Regions from separate parts of the Homo sapiens genome. Here region 1 is linked to region 2. A link is a loop called in an ENCODE intact Hi-C map of the cell type or tissue named here. Cell type or tissue: Caco-2. All regions are shown on one strand. Links, peaks and the distances in the headings refer to the core of each region. The heading gives the core; the rest is flanking DNA.

Region 1 (10,837 bases), core at 1,774-9,773, 72 kb after region 2:
AGAAAATAAAATTCCGGGACCCCAAACTCAATACACCAAAGGGAAAAGGAAAGCTTGGAAGCTGAGTCACACAAAAAATCGGTCTTTTGTTTCTAAATAGACAGCTACAAGATAAAAGGACACATGTCTCTCCAGGTGGCCTCCCTCACCTTGACAGTGTGAATTAACAGCTTATCTTCATGGACATGGGACAAGAGGAGACTGGAAATCATCTCCCACACCACCCTCTCCAAGACAAATTCATATTTAACTTCTACTTCTGCTCTGTTGACTTTATCCTATGTAAAGTACAGATTTACTGAGCACGAGACAAATGCATAACTGACTATTTCTTTACCCTCTCCTTTTCACATGCAATATGCAGATTCAGTGAGCACTAATCGAAATCTCACAAGAATGTGACCATCCTCTCCCTCTTTTTTGTCTTTCCTCCTTTCCTCTCCTGCCAACTTTTTACCCTTTAAATATTAAAGCCCTGAAACTCCTCTTTGGAAAAAATGCAGGCCATAGGTCCTACTGTCTGCGGCTTGTGTCTCCATTTCCTGGGCGCATTCCCAACCTTGGCAAAATGAACCTCTAAACTGATTGAGACTTACCTAAGTCATTTTCTTCAGTGTACACCAGCATTACCACTGGTAGGCTGAGTGGCACTGAACAAGTGACATAACCTATCTGACATAACCTATGTTGCCCTAGACTCCTTATCATGGCAGGGGTGGCCCATCTGGGGTGGCCGCTGTGAAGACGCTGGTTGCAATGGGGGAGGCACAGCTAGGGCTGCGCACTCCATGGAGCCATCCAGAGCCAGCAACAGGTGGGAGCCATGCCCTCTTCTGAGTTGAAGGGGTGGGAGCCTCACCCTCCTGGGCATAGCTGCAGCCTCCCAGCTGCAGCTGTGGACCTGGGCATCCCTGTGCTCTGGGGCACCCGGGAAGGCCCCCTGCTCCCGCAGGCTTGGAAGTGCCTGCTCCTACTGCTTGGCCTCTCCCCACTCCCGGCGCCCACTCCAATTTTGGAGCAAAGTTGTGGCTGAGCCTGGGTGCTGTCACCACTGACCAGGTGTGTGTGCACTTGAGGTAGTGCTGATACACCAGCTCCCAGCTGCCTCAGCCCCCTCTGGACTTTGGGCACTGAGGAGCACAGGAGGGAGGCCGAGGGGGTGTTGAGGGTGGTTTTGTGTGGGCCTGCAGGCACTCCTCAGCATGAACAGCCTGGGCACCATGGGTGACATGTAGATGGTGGCAGGAGGCAGACAGGTTTCTGGGCAGAAAAGGGCAGGTCTCTGGTGAAGCCCACCTTCAAACAGGGAGGGCCTGAAGCCTGGGGGCTAGGCTGCCAATTCCATGTGGAGTCCACAGTCGGGAATGAAAACCTCTGGTGCTTTTTCTGGGCCACCCACAGACCAATCAGCATGCACTTTCTCCCTTCTGAACCCATAAAAATCCTTGGACTCAGCTGGACTCAGTCAGACTCAGGGAGATGTCGGGACAACCTGCCTGCAGATAGGAGCTACCCACTGTGGGTCTCCTCTCTGCTGATCTGCTGAGGGCTGCACTCATTGTGATGACTTGCCTGAGGAAAGGAGCTACCCACTCCAGGTCTCTTCTCTGCTGAGGGCTGCACACTTGTCGGGATGAGCTGCCTGCAGATAGGAGCTACCCACTTTGGGTCACCTGAGAGCTGTACTGTCATTCAATAAAGCACTTCTTCACCTTGCTCACAGTACAGTTCTCTGCACACCTCATTCTTCTTGGATGTCAGACAAGAACTTATGACCTGCTGAATGGCGGGACTGAGAGAGCTGTAACACAACAACACAACAGGGCTGAAACACACCCCCTGCTCACCATGTTGTGGGCAAAAGGGAGAGAAGGAGAGAAGAGCTGCAGCCCCTTGGGGAGCCCAGACCTAGGAGCTCCCCGAGCCAGGGCTGTAATACCCTCTTTGGGGCTCTGCAGTTCCTGGCATCTCCAAGCTTGCGGGTGCCACTCTGTTCCCCAGTGCCTGCAGTGGAAGCCACTTGTGGTACACCTGGTCCAGCTGCAGCCTCTCAGGGAGTCAGGCACCTGCACCTGGAGCTGCCTTCCCTGCCGCAGCCAACGTGCCTGGCTGTGCACAGTGGCCAGACCCTGTGATCATTTACTCACACACCCCTTGCAGCACCACACCACCTGGCTCACCCTTGGCAGGCATGGCATCTGGGCTGGTAGCATGAGCTGGGTGCAGCCTGCCAAGCTAAGTGGGCAGAATGAGTCCAGTGGGCCCTAGCAAAACTTGGGTAAAGGCCACAGAGGTATCTGGTTGGAAAGGCAACGCCCGAAGGATCCTGTGACACTTACATGACAAAGAGCTATGCATTTGCTAGTACATGGCTGTAAGTTACGGAGCATTCAACTACCAAACTTAACTAAAAAGGATGATATTCATCTCACACAACCAGGTGTCTGGGGGTCTAAAGTCCAGGGCTGGTGGAATGGCTCAGGAGAGAGATCAAGGACTCAGGTTCTTTCTAAATTCCTTTTCTAAAGAACTTTCTTCCTCATGCTGCTCCTCTGGGCTTTGTGTCTGAGTTCCAGGCAGGTAGAAGGCAGACAAGACCAATCCTTCTGAATAAGGCTTTGTTATTTTCTCCAGAGGAGAAGAAACTTCAGCTTGTATCTCATTGGTCAGAATCTGTCACATGGTCATCCCCAGCTGCAAGGAAGGATGGGAAGGCTGTTCTCCTTGCTCCTCCATTATGGTGGAGGAAGGCAAGGGAATGGGCCATGGCATGTGAAAAGCCATTCTGCACTGCATCTCCCAAGCCAGGAACAACATTTCTGTCAAAGCCCTTTTGAGGAGTGTCTTTGAAGCATTTAGCCCAGTACCTGGAACATAGAAAGCACATAAATGTTGCTATTATTCATGCCACAGGGCAGACGACCCAAAAACACGGACTTGGCTAGCTGGACCTAGGGACTTGTCAACTAAATGTACCAGATTTTCAAGGTCGGTCATAATTTAAGTCATTTATTTTCTGAACATGCATTAGATAATGAGCCGTGATTTAGGGTTCAGAAAATCTGATTAACATACCAAGAAATAATTCTGGTGGCAAGAGCTGAAGTAAAAGTTGTTTGATATGGTTTTCAGGGAATCAACATATAAGCCTGGGAAATGCAAGAAATAGATCCGTGAGGCATTTCTATACAGAAATGCAGCAGCATAATAACTGTGCTCTGAAAAACAAACAAACAAACAAAACAGAGTTTAAATCTCTTGGGGAAATCTAGGCTTTATGGAATGACTAGGGCGTTTTTCCTTTGCCCGGTAAAAATTATAGAGAGGAAAAAGGGTTTTCTTACAGAACTTAACATCAATTTACAGGAGCTAGGATTCAGAACTCTCCACTCCCCTCCAGCCTGGAGGAGACTGAATCTGTGCCCCAGGCATGCATATTAGGAGCCATTTAGAATGCAGCCCCTGAGGGGTTAGGGCGCTCACTACAATTATTTCTGGAAACTGAGCCAGGGGTGAAGTTCCTGGAGCTGCCTCCCTGAGGTCTAGCCCACCCCATTTCGTGGTTGGAAAGCAAGAAGGAAGCAGGGATAGGTAATGTTTCTATCACCCATCTACAAATAGTGTGAGCTGCCAGCCTTGCTATGCGTAGTACATGAACTTCAAAGGAGAGGACACGGGCCGCAGAAACTGGCACCGAGGCTTGGCGTTCTGGGAATCTCTGTGTGAAGGCGAAGTCGCTGCTAAACTTAGAAATTTGATCTATTTCCTTATTTGCGACAGTGTCCTTTTTAGTTCCCTGTGGAATTCCAGGTCTGCCCTGCTAATTCTAGAAAGCTAAGGGAGGGCTAGGAGGAGGTCATATAATTGATACATAATGCACAGGTACTAATTGAAGATCAAACTCACAGGATGTTAAGGCATATTTCATTGTATGGGCCAGCCAAGTGTCACAGCCCAAGGCTTCAGCAAAGTGGGAGAGCCGTTTTCAAGTGCTCTGACCTAGAATCTGCTCTCTTTCTGTCAAATGCCAGAGCAGGCCATGTCACTTTCTCAACTGTTAAAACTATGCAAAGAGAAAGAATGCACAGAACGAAAGCAGGAAGCCAAGTCCTGATAATAAGCACCTGCAGCTTTCACTTTAGGGAGATGCACCGAGAAAGGCAAATCCTCTTAAATGGCAGGATTGCACTGACTTTACACTGCTAATTTAGGAATAGAAGTCACCAGCGTCTGCCCTTCCTAGGGTCCTTCAAGCCAGCTCAGCCCATCCATTATAATCTGCATGCCTCTAATGGTGAAGTAGGGGCTGCAACATGTCACTTAAAAATACCACAGCCCCCACACCCCTCTCTCTGGAAAATATAGGAAAATATCATTTCAGTGCCTACTTGCAGGGACAGGTTTGTCCCAGAGAACACAGAGAAGATTCACTGGGACACAGGCCCGGGTTGAGGAGAAATAGGATCTTGAAAGGACTGGACTGGACTTTCTCACTTCTTGCTTGAGGTCTCAGTGATTCCTCAGCAAGGAGGGAAGGCTGAGCCTGCTAGCTGTCCTTGTCTATTTTAGCCTGGCCTATATGGCTACCCATGTAACCGCCCAACGGGCTCACTTTGCCCACTGCCTGGACATAGCCGATTTATCAAGACAGATGAATTGCATAGAGACAGAGTAATTCACACAGAGCTGGCTGTATGGGAGACGGGAGTTTTATTATTACTCATATCAGTCTCCCTGAGCATTCGGGGATTGGCGGTTTCAAGAATAACTTGGTGGGTAGGGGGCAACCAGTGGGTAAGGAGTGCTGACTGGTCAGGTCAGAGATGAAATCATAGGTAGTCGAAGCTGTCTTACACTGAGTCAGTTCCTGGGAGGGTCCCACAAGATCAGATGAGCCCGTTTATTGACCTGGGTGGTGCCAGCTGATCCCCCAAGTGCAGGATCTGCAAAGTATCTCAAGCACTGATCTGAGGCTTTACAATAGTGATGTTATCCCCAGGAACAATTTGAGAAGGGTCAGAATCTTGTAGTCTCCAGCTGCATGAGTCCTAAACCATAATCTTTTGGCTAATTTGTTAGTTCTACAAAGGCAGTTTAGTCCCGAGCCAAGAAGGGAGTTTGTTTTGGGAAAGGGCTGTTATCTTCTTTGTTTTACGCTATAAACTATAAACTAAATTCCTCCCAAAGTTAGTTGAGTCTACACCCAGGAATGAATAAGGGCACCTTGGAGGTTAGAAGCAAGATGGAGTTGGTTAGGTCAGATCTCTTTTTCACCTTCTCAGATATAATTTTGCAATGGCAGTTTCACCCAGAGTTAATTCTCTCCTGTCCCATACAGCTTAGTGTGGTTATATGATTGCATTTCAGCCAATGGGCTACAACAAGAGTAGTGGGAAACTTCTGGAAAGGGTCCTTAAAATGCTGGGGTACCAGTGTAAAGAGTCAAACTCTGTAAAATATTTGAAGAGATTTATTCTGAGCCAAATGTGAGGACCATGACCCATGACACAGCCCCAGGAGGTCCTGAGAACATGTACCCAAGGTGGTTGGTTTACAGCTTGATTGTACCATTTAAGAGAACCGAAGTTACAGGCAAACATCAATCAGTACATATAAGGTGTACATTGGCTCGAAATGGGAAGGGGGTCGGGGGGCAGGGGAGACTTCCTGGTCATAGATGGATTTAAAGATTTTCTGATTCGCAATTGGTTGGAAGAGTTAAGTTATTATCTAAAAATCTGGAAGCAATAGAAAGGAGTGTCTGGGTTAAGATAAGAGGGTGTGGAGATCAAGGTTCTTATGATGAAGCCTCCAGGTAGCAGGCTTCAGTGCTCTTATCAGATCTAAAAGGGGCCAGACTCTTGGTTAACTCTTTCCTGGATCAGGGAAAAGACCTGGAAAGGGAAAGAGATTCTCTACAGAATGCACATTTTCTTCACAAGAGACAGCTTTGCAGGGCCATTGCAAAATATGTCAAAGAAATGTATTTTGGGGTAAAATACTGTGATTTCTTTCAGGGCCTGTTCTGTGTTATATGATGTTATGCTAGAGTTAGGTTGGAATTTGGTATCTTATTGCCACAAAGAGTCTGTTTTGTCAGTCTTAAGATATCTTTTAATGATAATGCTGGTCAGTTCTGCCTGAATTCCAAAGGGAGGAGGGTATAATGATGCATGCCTGACTCCCACTGCCCATCATGGCCTGAACTACCTTTTCAGGTTTACTTTGGAATGCCCTTAGCTGAGAGAGGGATCCATCAGTTGGTTGGTGGGCTTAGAATGTTACTTTTGGTTTACAAGGGCATTACCTTATTCTCCTTTCCTTGCTCTTGCTGTCTGAAATGAGCTGGTGATGCGATGACTGGAGCTGGAGCAGCCACATTGGACCATGCAGCGCCTTTGGGATCAAGGCCCAGAGCTGATAAAGTGACAAAATAGAACAAGTCTGGGTCCCTGAGGATTTTAGGAAGTAGAGGAAACATACCAGATCTGGACTGTCTATTTCCAGGTTTAAGTGAGTGAGAGAAAAAAATTCTGTCTTAAATTTAAGTTATTTTTATTTGGAGTTTTGCTGTGCTTGCAATTGAATCTGTTCCTTACTACTATAGAAGGAGGTAGGCTTATTCTAAAATCATGTTGTGATTTATTGTATGTGCCCAGACATCTATGTAGGGGTATATAATTAATAGCTTGAGAGCTTCTTTAACTTAAACCTCTAAAACCATAATAAAATTAATGACTGAACTCACTATACATAGTCCTAAACACATATATATGCATGCTGATATTCATATTATATTATACTAGAGTAAGCTACATATATTTTAGTCCATGGTGAGATGTTCTACATTCCTGGCCATTTTGCTGTTTGTAGAATATCAAGGTATCAAGCTCCTTTAGACGTTGATAAGAAGTGGGGTGTGACCTGGACATAGCCACTGCGGAAAGGATCCCACTGCCCCGCCCTGGGGACAGTGGCAAGTAAGGACTGTACTCTGTCCTCTGGGCACTGCCCTGCTGGGAGACCATGCTTCCTCGGCTACATGGGATCACTTGGATGTCAGTGTGCCCAGGTGCTTGATGGCACTTATGACTAACTGCACCAGCTTTGCATGTCCTCCTTCCACATTTATGGGGTAAGTAAAATAAGGACTATCCCTCTGTATTCAAAGCACTGGTGTCAGGCTTTTTGATACTTGCTTTCAAACCCATTCTTGACTGATAAATCTCTTCTAGTAGAATCTCATTTTATTGAGGCTAAGGACTTCTCACTGGGCATAAGTTTCCCTGGAAACCCAGGCCCATTAGTGCCTCTGCTTCAGCCCCAGCACCTGTGCAGTATCTGCACAGACCAGCTCATGCATGTTGTGTGCTGAGTGAGTTCACGTTGCAGTTAGTAGTGGCAGTGAGGAGAGCTGAGTCATTCCACCACATCATTCTGTTAGCATACAAAGCCCTTGAGTGAGCATGGACCCAGGCAGCAGACTTCTGAGCCCTTCTCATGCAATCCAGAAGGTTAGCTTCAAAACACATCCTTAAACTTCTTTCTTCTTCTTTTTCTCCTTTCTCCCTAGTCTCAAGATGAAACCTGGAAGCAAATTACAGAAACCTTTTCTTCCCTTAGTTTTAACACATAGCGTTGAAATTTACTTTGAAATTCCCCTCTCTTCCCTTTTCTACCATACACTCTTTTACCCCATGCACATTTATCTAACTGTATGCTTGTTAAACTCATACCATGCACATTTATCTAACTCTATGCTTGTTAAGAAATTCCACGGGCAAATTTGAAACAAATCAGGTGTAAAAGCCCCATTGTGGAATTCTCCCCCACTTGAAGATTGGACACTCTAAAGGCTGTCCATTGTTGAGATGGCACCAGCCTATGCTCCAGGTGGACCATAACTCAAGATAGGCATTGAAACAAGACATACATCCCCTATACCCCCACACAACCCCTGCATGCCTCCTATATCAAAGTTCCCTTTTTAAACCCCTGTACTCAGCCCAAACTTTTGAAGTGGTTCCTTTAGAGCATGAGCCTTGGCCATTTCCCTACTCCCAGTGCTAGCTTTGGAACTAAAGTCACTTTCCTTTCACTGCACTTCATCCTTGTTATTGGCTTTGGAAGCAGCAAGCAGCCGAGGCTGTGCTCAGTTACACTCAGACCTGCTGAGTCAGCATCTTCTGTCATGAGTCTTGAACTGAATCAGAGGAAGCTGAATTTGGGAACCACTGATCTCAATGACAGAATGGATATTCCTATTTCCAAGTCAAATGGTCATAATTTGCCTATTAGTAGATACTACTGGTTGCAAACAGAACACGTATTTTCTCTTTCTTCCTTGCAGTCAGAGCCTCAATTGTGCTCAGGTGTCTATCCATTCCCTGCTCAGCCTCCTGCCTCAGGAGGTGCAGATTCCACCACTAGCTCCACAGAAGAGCCAGTTGGGTTTGAGGACAATGATGTCATTTCCTGTTGCTAGGGTTGATTCAGGAGGGGACATGTGACTCCAGCCTCAACAATAAGAAATGAGATAAAGATCTCCAGGGGTTTCTGTCTCCTAAGAAAGCACTTCCAGAGGAGACCGTAGCTCTTTTTCATCAGCTGTTGGGTCTAGATATGATGTCTGGAATAGCTGCAGCCATATAGCTACTGGATCAAGGGCCGCAGAGAGGAGACAGGGATAGAATTTTGATGTAATTGGGCTACTAAATCAAGTAATCCGTGAACTAAAAATAAAATTTGAAGCCCCTCAAATGACCAAATGGACTATCTCCTAGCCAAGAGAACCCCAGAGTAACCTTGAAAACTGAGTTCTCTGCCATGGTGGATGGAGGCTCAGACACTTGTTTTACCCGCTCCCTTACTAACCACAGTTAGGCTTTCTTCTCCAAGGGCTTCACAGAAACAAGTCTTTTCCAAGGACTCCACCACTGATATTGACAAACTGCCAGATGCTACCTCTCCTTTTTTGACTGGTAAGAGACCACTGGCCAGGGAATGGTTCTGGCTAGTCTATGAAGAATGCACCACAGTACATGTTTTTGTGCTCTCTGCTTCACTTTTTGACATCAGAGGGCCCACTCCTCCCTCAGGTCATGTTAATGCTGCTATTTTTTGTATCTGGGACCCATGAAGGGGCATAAAGCTCAAAACGCTCACGTGCATGTTTCTCCTCCCATAGATATTCATGACTCTTCCTAGAGCTTATTAAATACGTATATTTGGGCATCCCACTCAGCATAAATTTCTGTTCCCTTTGTCCCTTCCTCACAGTGTCAGGCTGGCCCGCGCTGGCCTGGCCGGAGGCTCTGCTTCCCAGCCTGTCAGGGTGGCCACCCTGCAGGCTGCAGCCCTTTATGAGAAATAAATTGCCTGATTTATGAACATCACCATTTTTCAGTTGACAGATCCTTAGGCACCCTTCCCCCACATATACACCTGCTCAGGGTTAGAAAATGTAGTTATCACAGAAGGGCTACATTTCCATCTTGAGCACCTGTGCTTGTCAAAGACCCTGTAACATCTCAAAGCTCTTTTCAAATTGTGCCTCCTCCACCGGTGGGGCCCATCACAATCTCTCTCTCCCTCATTGCACCCTCATTTCCCTTAAAATTTGTATCGCTATTTATGGTCATTCGCACACACATCGATCTTCCCTTCTTCACTGTGAAATTCTGGGAATTAGGGACTTGTCAATCACCTCCACGTCTCCACCCAACATCTACCCCAGGCATGGCAGATTCTTGCAGAGGCAGTGAAAACCCAGCGCTGAATGGCACAAGGTGTGTGTGAGGGAACTGCACACTGCCTGTGCTTGTTGACAGGGTTTTGCTTTGCCGTGGTAAAGTCCCAAGTTAACATCCAACCAATTCTCACTAAAGCAGCCGTGGAGAGGTATGATGGAGTTGTTCTATTCAGTGTTATTACACCTCCAATACCCCGCACACCTGAGCAAAGACAATTTCACTAGGTAATTTCGGGGCCAGGGTTTCTTCTTCTTTGTTAATGTCATATTATTTGCTTTTCAGGAATCTGCATTTAAATGGATAAAAACCAGAATTTAATTTGGAACAAACCTGGGTGGAAGAAACATACTAAAAAAAAAAAAAAAAAAAAAAGAAGAAGAAGAAGAAGAAGAAGTAAGGGGCTGGGAAAAGAATCATCCTGTGGAAAATTTAGTTACAAATTGGATTTTCCTTTTTCTGGTACTTTAATTTGCTCCTTCCATGCTTTTGTTATTTGACTTAAGAAAAAAAGCAGAAACCTTTAACTGGTAATAATAGTGCCTACAAGTTAAGTATTTCCTTTTAATAGTAGCAATCATAATGGCAGCTACAGTGTAGCTATTTTATTAGCAAATGAGTAATTTATAATCAATCAAAATGAATTTCTTTTCCAACAGCTATTTTATTATCTTCGTATTTTTTCTTTGCAGAGCTTCTAAAAAGCTTTTGCCCCAAACAGATTAACTTACATTTTCTCCTCTCTCTTTCTTTCTCTCCATCCCCCTTGCTCTGTTACTTAAAAGAAACATTCTCAAATGCCTTAAACTTTGGGTCTCAATAATGAATAAAAGGATATATTATATATTATCAAGGATAGCCTTTTCTAAAAATGTAATTTGGACACTGTTTCATGTTTTCTGGATGGTAGCCAGCAGTGGTAAGTAGGTTCCGACATGGATCACATCCCTATAGTCTATTTTTTTAAATGGTGCTTTTTAAGTCTCTGACTAAATTTGTCATAGAGGTTTTAATATAGGAAGCAGTTAAAGTTTTATTTTTCTTTAAAATATAAAGTGAAGCCTTCTACCCTGCAATATAACCAACCA
Region 2 (10,837 bases), core at 1,519-9,518:
CCGTTGCATGGATATACCATAATATTTTTTAAAAACACATCGCTTGTTGAAGAACATTCACATTGATTCTCTAACATTAGTGTTATAAATGAGGTTAATAAATCATCACATATTTATATAATTTTTTTTAGAATACTATCCAAGAAGAGTAATAGCTGGCACATTTGAAAATTTAATACATATTGCCAAATTGTCTTCTAAAAAAGTTGCACCTTCCAGCTTTCCATATAATTACAAACTCTGTGAATGAACATCCTTGTTTATTTTCATCCATCTATTAGACAATAAATGGTCCGACTTTGCTGGTTTAGTTTTAATTTCTTTGACAATTAATGAGTGAATCTTTTTTATGAGTGAACTGGAAAAACACCCAAAAACTTAAGGCAATGATTCATTACTCAAGTCAGCCAAGTGGTTCTGACTTGGTCTGTGTTGCCTGGGCTCACTAGTGAGTCTTCGGCTTGCTGCAGGCAGGCCAGATACTTTTGCTTCCAGAACTGGCTGTGAGCAAGCTGGGGCACCTTGGTTTTCTTCCACATGGCTCCCAGCATCATCAGAAAAAGTCCAAGCTGGTTTAATGGTAGTGGCATGGTTCCAGGAGAATGAACAGAATGTGCAAAGCCTCTTGATACTAGACTTGGAACTGACACAATATCCCATGCGCTTCATTCTGCTTGTCAAAGTAAGTCACAAGGCTAGTTGAGATACAATGGGTGGGGAAAAACACACGCACACAAAACAAAAAACTACACCTCTGTTGCCAGGAGCTACAAACTCACACTGCAAAAGGGCATAGATGCAGGGAGAAAATAATTTGAGCTGTGTTTTCAAACCATTTACCACCATATGTTTTCTTTAGATCAGTAAGTAGACCAAAAGTCTCATTAAGCACCCTTTCTTTCTAAAAAAAATTATTTCCACAGGTTATTGGACAACAGGTGGTGCTTGGTTACATGAATAAGTTCTACGGTGGTGATTTGTGAGATTTTGGCACACCTATCACCCAAGCAGTATACACTGCACCCAATTTGTGATCTTTTATCCCTCACCTCCTTCCAACCCTTTCCCCCTGAGTCTCCAAAATCCATTGTGTCTTTCTTATGCCTTTGCATCCTCATAGCTTAGCCTACACACATGAGTGAGAACATATGATGTTTGTTTTTCCATTCTTGAGTTACTTCACTTAGAATAATAGCCTCCAAACTCATCCAGGTCACTGTGAATGCCATTAACTCATTCCTTTTTATGGCTGAGTAGTATTCCATCGTGTGTGTGTGTGTATGTGTGTGTGTATGTGTATCTATATATATCTCACAGTTTCTTTATCCATTCATTGATTGATGGGATGGGCATTTTAGTTGGTTCCACGGTTTTGCAATTGCAAATTGTGCTGCTATAAACATGCATGCACAAGTATCTTTTTCATATAGTGACTTCTTTTCCTCTTGGTAGATACCCAGCAGTGAGATTGCTGGATCAAATGGTAGATCTACTTTTAGTTCTTTAAGGAATCTCCACACTGTTTTCCATAGTGATTGTACTAGTTTACATTCCCACCAACAGTGTAGAAGTGTTCCCTGTTCACTGCATCCATGCCAACATCTATTATTTATTTATTTATTTTTTTGTTTTGTTTTGTTTTTGAGACAGAGTCTTGCTCTGTTGCCCAGGCTGGAGTGCAGTGGCACAATCTCGGCTCACTGCAACCTCCGCGTCCCAGGTTCAAGCAATTCTCCTTCCTCAGTCTCCTGAGTAGCTGGAATTACAGGCGTGCACCACCATGCCTGCCTAATTTTTGTATTTTTTAGTAGAGACAGGAAAGAGTTTCACCATATTGGTCAGGCTAGTCTCAAATTCCTGACCTCAGGTGATCCACCCACCTCGGCTTCCCAAAGTGCTGGGATTACAGGTGTGGGCCACCATGCCAGGCCTATTTTTTGATTTTTTGGTTATGGCCATTCTTCCAGGAGTAAGGTGGTATCGCATCGTGGTTTTGATTTGCATTTCCCTGATTATTAGTGATGTCGAGCATTTTTTCATATGTTTGTTGGCCATTTGTATATCCTCTTCTGAGAAATGTCTATTCATGTCCTTAGCCCACTTTTTGATGGGACTGTTTGGTTTTTTCTTGCTAATTTGTTTGAGTTCATTGTAGATTCTGGGTATTAGTCCTTTGTCAGGTGTATGGATTGTGAAGATTTTCTCCCACTCTGTGGGTTGTCTGTTTACTCTGCTGACTGTTCCTTTTGCTGTGCAAATGCTCTTTGGTTTAATTAAGTCTAAACTATTTATCTTTGTTTTTACTGCATTTGCTTAAATGGGTTCTTGGTCATGAAATCCTTGCCTAAGCCAATGTCTAGAAGAGTTTTTCCTATGTTGTCTCTAGAAGTTTTATAGTTTCAGGTCTTAGATTTAAATTCCTGATCCATCTTGAGTTGATTTTTGTATAACCTAAGAGATGTGGATCCAGTTTCATTCTTCCACATGTGACTTGCCATTTTTCCCAGCATCATTTGTTGAATAGGGTGTCTTTCCCCTACTTTACGTTTTTGTTTACTTTGTTGAAGATCAGTTGGCTGTAAGTATTAGGGTTTATTTCTTGGTTCTCTATTCTGTTCCATTGGTCTATGTGCCTATTTTTATGCCAGTATGATACTGTTTTGGTGACTATGGCCTTATAGTATACTTTGAAATCAGGTAATGTGATGTCTCCAGATTTGTTCTTTTTGCTTAATCTTGCTTTGGCTGTGCGGGCTCTTTTTTGGTTCCATATGAATTTTAGGATTTTTTTTTTCTAATTCTGTGAAGAATGATAGTGATATTTGGAGGGGAATTGCATTGAATTGTAGATTGCTTTTGGCAGTATGGTCCGTTTCACAATATTGATTCTACCTATCCACGAGCATGAGCTTGGGGTGTGTTTCCATTTGTTTGTGTTGTCTATGATTTCTTTCAGCAGTGTTTTGTAGTTTTCCTTAAAGATGCCCACTGTCACCACTCCTCTTCAACATAGTACTAGAAGTCCTAGCCAGAGCAATCAGACAAGAGAAAGAAAAAAAGGGCATCCAAATTGGTAAAGAGGAAGTCAAACTGTTGCTGTTTGCCGATGATATGATTGTTTAGCTAGAAAACCCTAAAGGCTCCTTCAGAAAGCTCCTGGAACTGATAAAATAATTCTGCAAAGTTTCTGGATACAAAATCAATGTACACAAATCAGTAGCTCTTCTATACACCAACAGCGACCAAGCTGAGAATGAAATCAACAACTCAGGCCGGGCATTGTCTCTCATGCCTGTAATCTCAGCACTTTGGGAGGCTGAGGTGAGCAGATCACCTGAGGTCAGGAGTTTGAGACCAGTCTGGCCAACACGGTGAAACCCTGTCTCTACTAAAAATACAAAAATTAGCGGGGCTGTGATGGCGTGCCTGTAATCGCAGCTACTTGGGAGGCTGAGGCAGGAGAATCACTTGAACCCGGGAGGCAGAGGTTGCAGTGAGCTGAGATCGTGCCACTGCACTCCAGCCTGGGTAACAGAGCGAGGCTCCATCTCAAAACAACAACAACAACAAAACAACAAAAAAAGCCCACAAAAATCAGTAACTCAACCCCTTTTACAATAGCTGCAAAAAAAAAAAAAAAAAAGGAATATACCTAATCATTAAGCACTTTGGAAACAAATTAATATTTTGGAAAGTATTCAGATTTTTTTCCTCTATGTGAAAGGTAAATCATGATAAATTTATTTCTTCTTTTGTCTCTTGGGTCAAGAAAAGCACTAATTTAATGTCTTCTATTAGCTGTATCTTTTTTTCTGTCACCCCAGTTTTCATTTCAGGTTAATTGAAGTGTGGGTTTTCCAAATTGGTTTTTGCTTAGGCTCACTAAAGTTGATCCATTAGCTCTGAATTTCTTTCTATACATACTTCGAAAGCTAGAGTTATTGAAAGGAGTAATTTTTTCCATTTAAATGTACTTTGCTTATTATTTCCCAGGTTCTGATAGCAATATACTGCTCAGTGGGAAAAGATTTCTCCTGTGATTGACTGTTCCTAGCACTGTGTTTAGGAAATTTCTTTCAAATTTTTCTCTTAATATTTTTCTAGTGCTGAGATCCTGTGGTTTGAAGGACTTTTATTTCAGAGACATAGGCCATGCTTAGTGGAGACTCATTCACAATGGAAACAAAGCTTAGATGCTGATTATCCAAATACCCCATTTTGAATATGAGACTTCTTACTGAAAGGACAATTTGGAGAGATATATGGTCAAATGACTAGGCTAAATTTATCTATATTCATTTCCTAAACAATGTAGGTAAATTGCACATTTTAAAATATTCCAGCATCTCAAAACATGGCACCTACCATCAATATTTCTAATAATCATTCACTTGTTCAGCACATATACAGCACTTAACCACATGAATGCTTTGTAAAAGTCTAGGGGAACATGAGAAATAAGTCAGACACAGTCCCTGTTGTCCCCGTTTACAATCTACTGTGAGACACAGATAATTAAGAAGGTGATTATAATCATGTGGGAAAAGCAGTTCTTACTGTAGATTCAGACAAGAGATTCTAGATTTTCAAGGGATCTACATCTCAAACCCAAAGAAGTAAATCCCTCAAAGCATAATGGGGCAGGGCAAGATGGCTCAAGCCTGTTATCCCAGCACTTTGGGAAGCCGAGGCAGGTGGATCACCTGAGGTCAGGAGTTCGAGGCCAGCCTGGTCAACATGGTGACCAGGTCTCTACTAAAAATACAAAAATTAGCCGGGCCTGGTGGTACACACCTGCAATTCCAGCTACTTAGGAGACTGAGGCAGGAGAATTGCTTGAACCTGGGTGGTAGAGGTTGCAGTGAGCCGAGATTGCACCACTGCACTCCAGCCTGGGCGACAGAGCAAGACTCCGTCTCAAAAAAAAGAAAAGCAAAGAGAAAATAAATTGACCTCAGGTAAGGAGAGATGATATGCAAAAGGATTATTGCAACAAGGGTGGGGAGACTCTTGCTCTAGGAAAGGAAACTGCAGCATTAGGGAAGGAGACTATAGCAATGCAGAGAGTGCCATAACCATGGGATCAGTGTGCATCTCTGAGGTCAGCAGAAAAAGGTCTTTCTTTCATAAGGAGTAGAGAAGCCTACCAAGAAGCATGTGGGGGAGTGGGATGAGGCAGTGGCATGATCAAACAGTGGCTCAGTCTCTGTTTGTGGCCATTGCATTCTCTGGAGCAGGTCTTATAGAGAGGCTGTTCTGCATTCCTACATGCAAGAAAGGACCAAAGTCCAGGGGCCTGGGGGAAGGTGAGGAGCCTGAGCAGAGTTTGGTCAAGTCACATTGATGGCATTTTGTCCACACTGGCCAGTGGGGACCAATGGCTAATCATTCATGAGACACAGAATGGGAATTGGAAGGTCCGTGTCTGACCTTGTCATAGGTAAACAAGGAGGTCATCGGTGGGTTTTATCTAAATCTTATGGGGAAGGGGAATTCCTTGCAAGAAGTCATGTTTTGGAACACTGAAGGTGTGTGTTGGGAAGGGCTAGTTTTGTAATCTCCCCTGTTTTCAAGAGGCACAGGACTTGGGGAAAGTTCAGTACCACCAGTGCCTCTGACACAAAGTCACCTATAACCTTGAACACCAGGTGTTAGGATGAATGGAGTCCATGGTAAGTGCCATGACAAAAAGCCATCAGCCAGTAGTGTTGACATTACCTGGAGTCTTGCTAAAAATGCAGATTCTCAGACCTGTTGAATCAGAATCTTCATTTACAGTTGAGTCCCGGGATGATCCATCCACAGGTGAAAGTTTTGAAGCACAGCTCTGGGGAAGTCAGGAAAGCATCACTAGAAGAAATGATCCCCTAGTTAACTAATTCTCTTTCTCTGGTAATGCTCTGATTTGAATGTTCACACATTCATTCATTTATAAAAACTAATTGTTTTTCCAAGAAAGTTGTATTAGTATCTACATGTTTTAGTTATATATTGTTCTGTAAACTACCCCTGAATTTAGTGGCTTAAAACAACAACAAGCATTTATTATTCTCACAGTTTCTGTGGGTCAAGAATTTAGGAACAGCTTAGTTGGGTGGTTTGCAGTCAAGATATCAGCCATGGCTGAAATCAACTGAAGACCTGGCTGCAACTGGAGGACTCAAGGTGGTCCATTCCCATAGCTGGCAAGTTGGTTCTTCTCCATGCTACGCTGTCTATCCTGGGGCTTCTCCATTGGGCTGCTTGGGTGTTCTCACAACATGGCAACTAGCCTACCCCAGAGAAAGAGCCAGAGAAAAGCTGTCCTTTTTATGACATAGCCTTGGATGTCACATGGAATCACTTCCAAAACAATGTATTCATTTGAAGCAAGTTATTAAGTCCAGCCCACTTTGGGAGGATGGAGAGAATTACGCTCCAACTTTTTTTTTTTTTTTTAAACAAGGGAAAGCATGAACGCAGTCTCCCACTGCCACACATTATGCAATTGAGTTTCCTACATTTGAGGAAATTGCAGTGGTCAGCACATTTGGAGTGCAATGGATGAGCCTTGCCCTGGGAAAACCATCTTTGTGATCATGGATCATGGTATCTCCCCTCCCAGGTAAGTATAGGCTCCAACTTTTAAAGGAAAGAATATCACTGGAGTTCCAGACATTACACAGCATTGTACAGGTGGGCTTTGTAAAAGTCAATGATGTTTATCAATTTAATTTATTTGACATTTTGCTGCTGAAGACAGATAACTGATTCTGTTTTTCAGTCTCCAAAACTTACAAGAACATGCTTCATGCTATTTTAATAAGACAGAACATTTCAATTATCAGAATACTTTTGGAGAAAACTGTAGTTGTTTGTGAAACTGTAATTCAAAGGTGGTAAGATAGAACTTTCGTAGGTGACAGGAGGATGACTTTGCAGTTTGCTTTGTGGCATGTGGAGGTGGGAGGGACAAGAAAGAAACATAAAGAGTGGAGGGTAGAAGCCAAGAGATAGTGGAAAATCACGTGTTCTGTCCTGGTACTCCTCGCTGCTCTCCAGATTTTTAGTAAAGTTGTTGAGCTCATGTACAAGGCGAGTGGTGCTTTTTTTCAGACTGTGGTGGGGCTAGGCTGTATATCTGGACTGAGTCGAACCAAACTAAGAAACACATGCAGATATGGAAGACCAACAGAGAGAAGCAAGAGGAAGTAAAGTCAGAGGAGTTTGCAAAATGGGGGTGAGAGGTAAGGTTGACCATGGTGGGTGGTGAAGGAAGCCTCTCAAAGGCCACGGAATAGACGACTGCAGTCATTTTTAGCTAGGTCTCCAAGGGACAGAGGGACCTTAGTTGACATGTGGATGGCACTTGATTTCTGGCAATTCTTCTCTTTTGCTGAGTAAACAGCATGATCAGAATATTATTTACTGAATTTCAGCTTTTGATGCTATTTTAAAATAACATTAGGAAGTAACTATGAAAAATATCTCAAGTTAGAAGAAAATTTTTATTCATTTATTTAGGTTTGGAGTGGCAAGGCGTAGAGCTTGAAATGTAATTTCACTTACCAGCAACATGTTTACATTGCTGCCTTAATGCTCCCTCTGGAATCAGAATAATCTCCAGCATTTAGGGACCTCCTAGTTTATAAATGCTGTGGTCCTTTTTTTTCTGTTTCAGAAGCACACTCTTTTAATCTTATAAAATCCTGGCCAGGAATGAATGAATTATCTAAAACAAACGGTCAATGTGACCTTTTATCTTGCTTAATAGTTTGAAAATCTGTTTTGCAAAGCAAAATGACTTTCCTCAAAAAGCTTTTCCTGTATTTGGGGTTATAAACACATATTTTTTGAGAAGACAGTACATTTCCCTGAATTTCGTCTTCTAAAGGCTTAAATAATTTTCATAGTAAAACAAAATTGCCTCAAGTGCTATTACCTCCCTCTCCTAGACACCCATTAATGTAAAATAAAACTAATCTATAATAAATGCTTGTTCTAAGAACGCTTGGCAGAAGCCAGGTAAAATTTAACATTCTGTACAGCATTTGGTGACGAAGGACACACTATTATTGTTTTGAAGCATTGCAGAAATTCTTTTTAAGCAAATCTTAGCTTTTAAAATTGAAGCTTAGAATTTTGCTCAGCCCATTTTGTTTCCTAGGTCCCAGATATTGGGCATCTGCAAACTCAAAATTGATAAAGTTAGGCATACAGAGACAGAATATTTCTAGTTTATAAATAAAAGCAAGTTTTGCTCAACCCAATAAGAGTACTCCTAAAAAAATTAGTAAAGGAAATAAATAAAAATGTATAATAAATTATTCAATAAAACCAAATCTAATGCATCCAAAGAGTTCACAGTCTAAATTCCTGGAGGGAAGAGATGGGTGGGTGGGCTTTAAATCTCAAATGATTTTATTTCTTCCAATCCCTGTATTCATCTGTGCTTTGCCAAATTCTGCTTTCATGCTTCTTAATGACCTTTCAGCCCCATTTTATAAATGGTCCAGCTGAACATTTTGATCTTATCACCAACTTACTGCTCCAACCCAGAATGGAAGCCAATCTCTCCCTTTTTCTGGCACCAGTAGTCTCTGTAGGTAACTTTTCTAGAATAGAGGTCAGAAAACGTTTTTTGTGAAGGAACGGTTAGTAAACATTTTCAGCTTTGTGAGCCATATGGTCTCTGTTTTGACTATTCAGCTTTGAAGTTGTAGTGAGACAGCAGCCACAGACAATATGAAAATGAATGGGCATGGCTGTGTTCCAATAAAACTCTGCACTTGGTCTTAGCCAAAAGGCCGAGAAGTGATTCCAATAAAACTTTATTTACAAAAATAGATGGTGGGCTGGATTTGGCCCACAGGCTGATGTGAAAGTTGTCAGAATCAAAATAGAGTCACTTGTGACAACTGGAACTGGGAAAGGCCATAATGGGGGATTTCTCAAGCTTGTATGCCTGATAATAAGAACTATCACAAACAAACTCTGCAAAAAAGCACAACCTTGCACAAAGGCCACCAAAACCTTACAGAGAAAATACTTCTGCAAGGACATCTGTCCAGCAACTGCTTGTCCAACCTTGGACTGACACCACCCTTGTTATTGATCCTTACAGCCAAGGATAATTGATTCAAAACAACTTATGTAATTCTTTTCATTTTGCCTTCAAAAACTGTCCCTTGCCTCAACCTTCCTGATGATCTGCATAGTTTACTCTGGCACGTGTATTTCCATTGCAAAGCCATTCCCAAGTAAATATCATTTTCTTTTAGAGTCTCCTTCTCAGTCTGTTATGAAGGTTTGACACTGCATGTCCTACAGCATGTCCCCATTTGGTTTGACCTAGGAGCTGGAGGAACTATTCCATGGTGAGGAGAGAGAGAAAGCCCAGCTGTCTTCACGAAGCCATGGATGTTTCTCCTCTCTCTCCCATCATCCTCCTCCTCATCCCACTCTGAGTTTTCTGCTCATGTTGATTGTGGAGGAGCATGGTAGAATGGAGGTTCAGTGAGGGGAGCAGAATTGATTGGAATATCTCTCAGAGAGCCCTCCTGTAGATGACACCAGCTCCACTGTTTGCAATTCTTTGGGAGTGCAGGGAACTGGAGGCTCCTTTCTGTCAGTTTTAGACCCAAGCCTTGAGCATAAAAGAGCCCTGCTCTACCTTCTGTGACATTCTTTACCACCGGGTTTTATTCCGTGGATCAGTGATTGTAAGGATGGATACAGTTCAGGAATATAGAAATACAGTAGTAGTTCATCAGTGACAGCTGTTCGTTGACATTGTCCCAATCTCCGTCTGTCACATTCTTGACAAAATTCCAGGACTTTCTACACATTCTAGTGTTGCCTAAAATACGAAGTGTTTAAAAATGTTGTTCATGTTTCTTTTGCTTTACTGAGATAGAGGTTTTTTTTTTTTTTGTCGTTGTTGTTGTTCTTTTGTTTGTTTGTTTAATTTTTGTATGTTTTCAGTTAACTTTAGCTTTCCAGGCTGGAGTGCAGTGGCACAATCATAGCTCACTGCAGCTTTGACCTCCCAGGCTCAAAAGATCCTCCTGTCTCAGCCTCCCTAGTAGCTGGGACTATGCCACCATGCCTGGCTAAGATTTTTGAGATGAGGTCTCACTGTGTTGCCCAAGCTGGTCTCAAACTCCTGGGCTCAAGCAATCCTCCCATCTGTGAAAGCTCTGAGATTACAAGTGTGAGCCACCACACCCAGCTGGCTTGACATTTTTGAGTCTTCTCTTCTATCCCTTCTGACCCTTAATGAGCATTCTTCTCTTCCTTAATCTGTTTTATTTCAAATACTTTATTTTTATGGCCTCCATAATAACACCTATTAGACTACTTTTGTGATTGTACTTTCTCTAAAGGCATATTTTCCCATCAGCCTAAGAATAACTTCCTTTAGAAATGATTCTTTCCCTTCTCCTGTCTCACTTGGATGTATCCCATGGCCTCACCTGCTGACCCTGGATGCTCTGCTCTCCTCCTTGACTTAAATGAATTTTCAGCTCCTGCTATAAGCCACACTGTTCCACATCCTGGAGCTACAAAGTTGTAGCTTCTGCCTTCAAGGAGCTCACAGTGCAGAGAAGTGAGAAGACAAACATAAAAATAAGCCAGTGACACCAGGGCAATTCACTCTCTTTGGTGGACTGTAGACACTCATGTCTGTAAACTGGGCATACTCTCAGTTGTATGGGAAAGGTTTGGGCTGTGGTACATTATTGCACTCCAAGACAAGGACAGAGGAGTGGCACCTCTTAAACATGGAATACAGTTTAAGCCAAGGTACTGTTAACTTGTGGCTCATGGTTCAAACCATTCATACCATGGTCATGAA

What was found. Hi-C counts contacts between places; a loop is a spot of excess contacts. Peaks named below come from ENCODE experiments on the same cell type or tissue, not always from the same donor. Only the 100,000 strongest peaks of a DNase experiment are listed, where the experiment ranks them.
Region 1: it touches region 2 in a loop (7-fold over the local background); 1 of 110 quality-filtered maps calls a loop at or near these places.

The regions. Positions count from the first base shown.
Region 1 is chr1:232,897,347-232,908,183 of GRCh38, forward strand. LOC101927711 (a long non-coding RNA gene) reads left to right here. Exons shown (of 6, transcript XR_949278.3): 6 at 1-310. Among named protein-coding and RNA genes, the nearest start is that of NTPCR, 48 kb to the right of the region's middle. In Caco-2, for the core only: no CTCF peak of the experiment used is centred there; a DNase peak (open chromatin) is centred at 5,705.
Region 2 is chr1:232,825,576-232,836,412 of GRCh38, forward strand. LOC101927711 (a long non-coding RNA gene) reads left to right here. Exons shown (of 6, transcript XR_949278.3): 3 at 6,446-6,604. It also overlaps the pseudogene RNU1-74P. Among named protein-coding and RNA genes, the nearest start is that of MAP10, 26 kb to the left of the region's middle. In Caco-2, for the core only: no CTCF peak of the experiment used is centred there; a DNase peak (open chromatin) is centred at 5,286.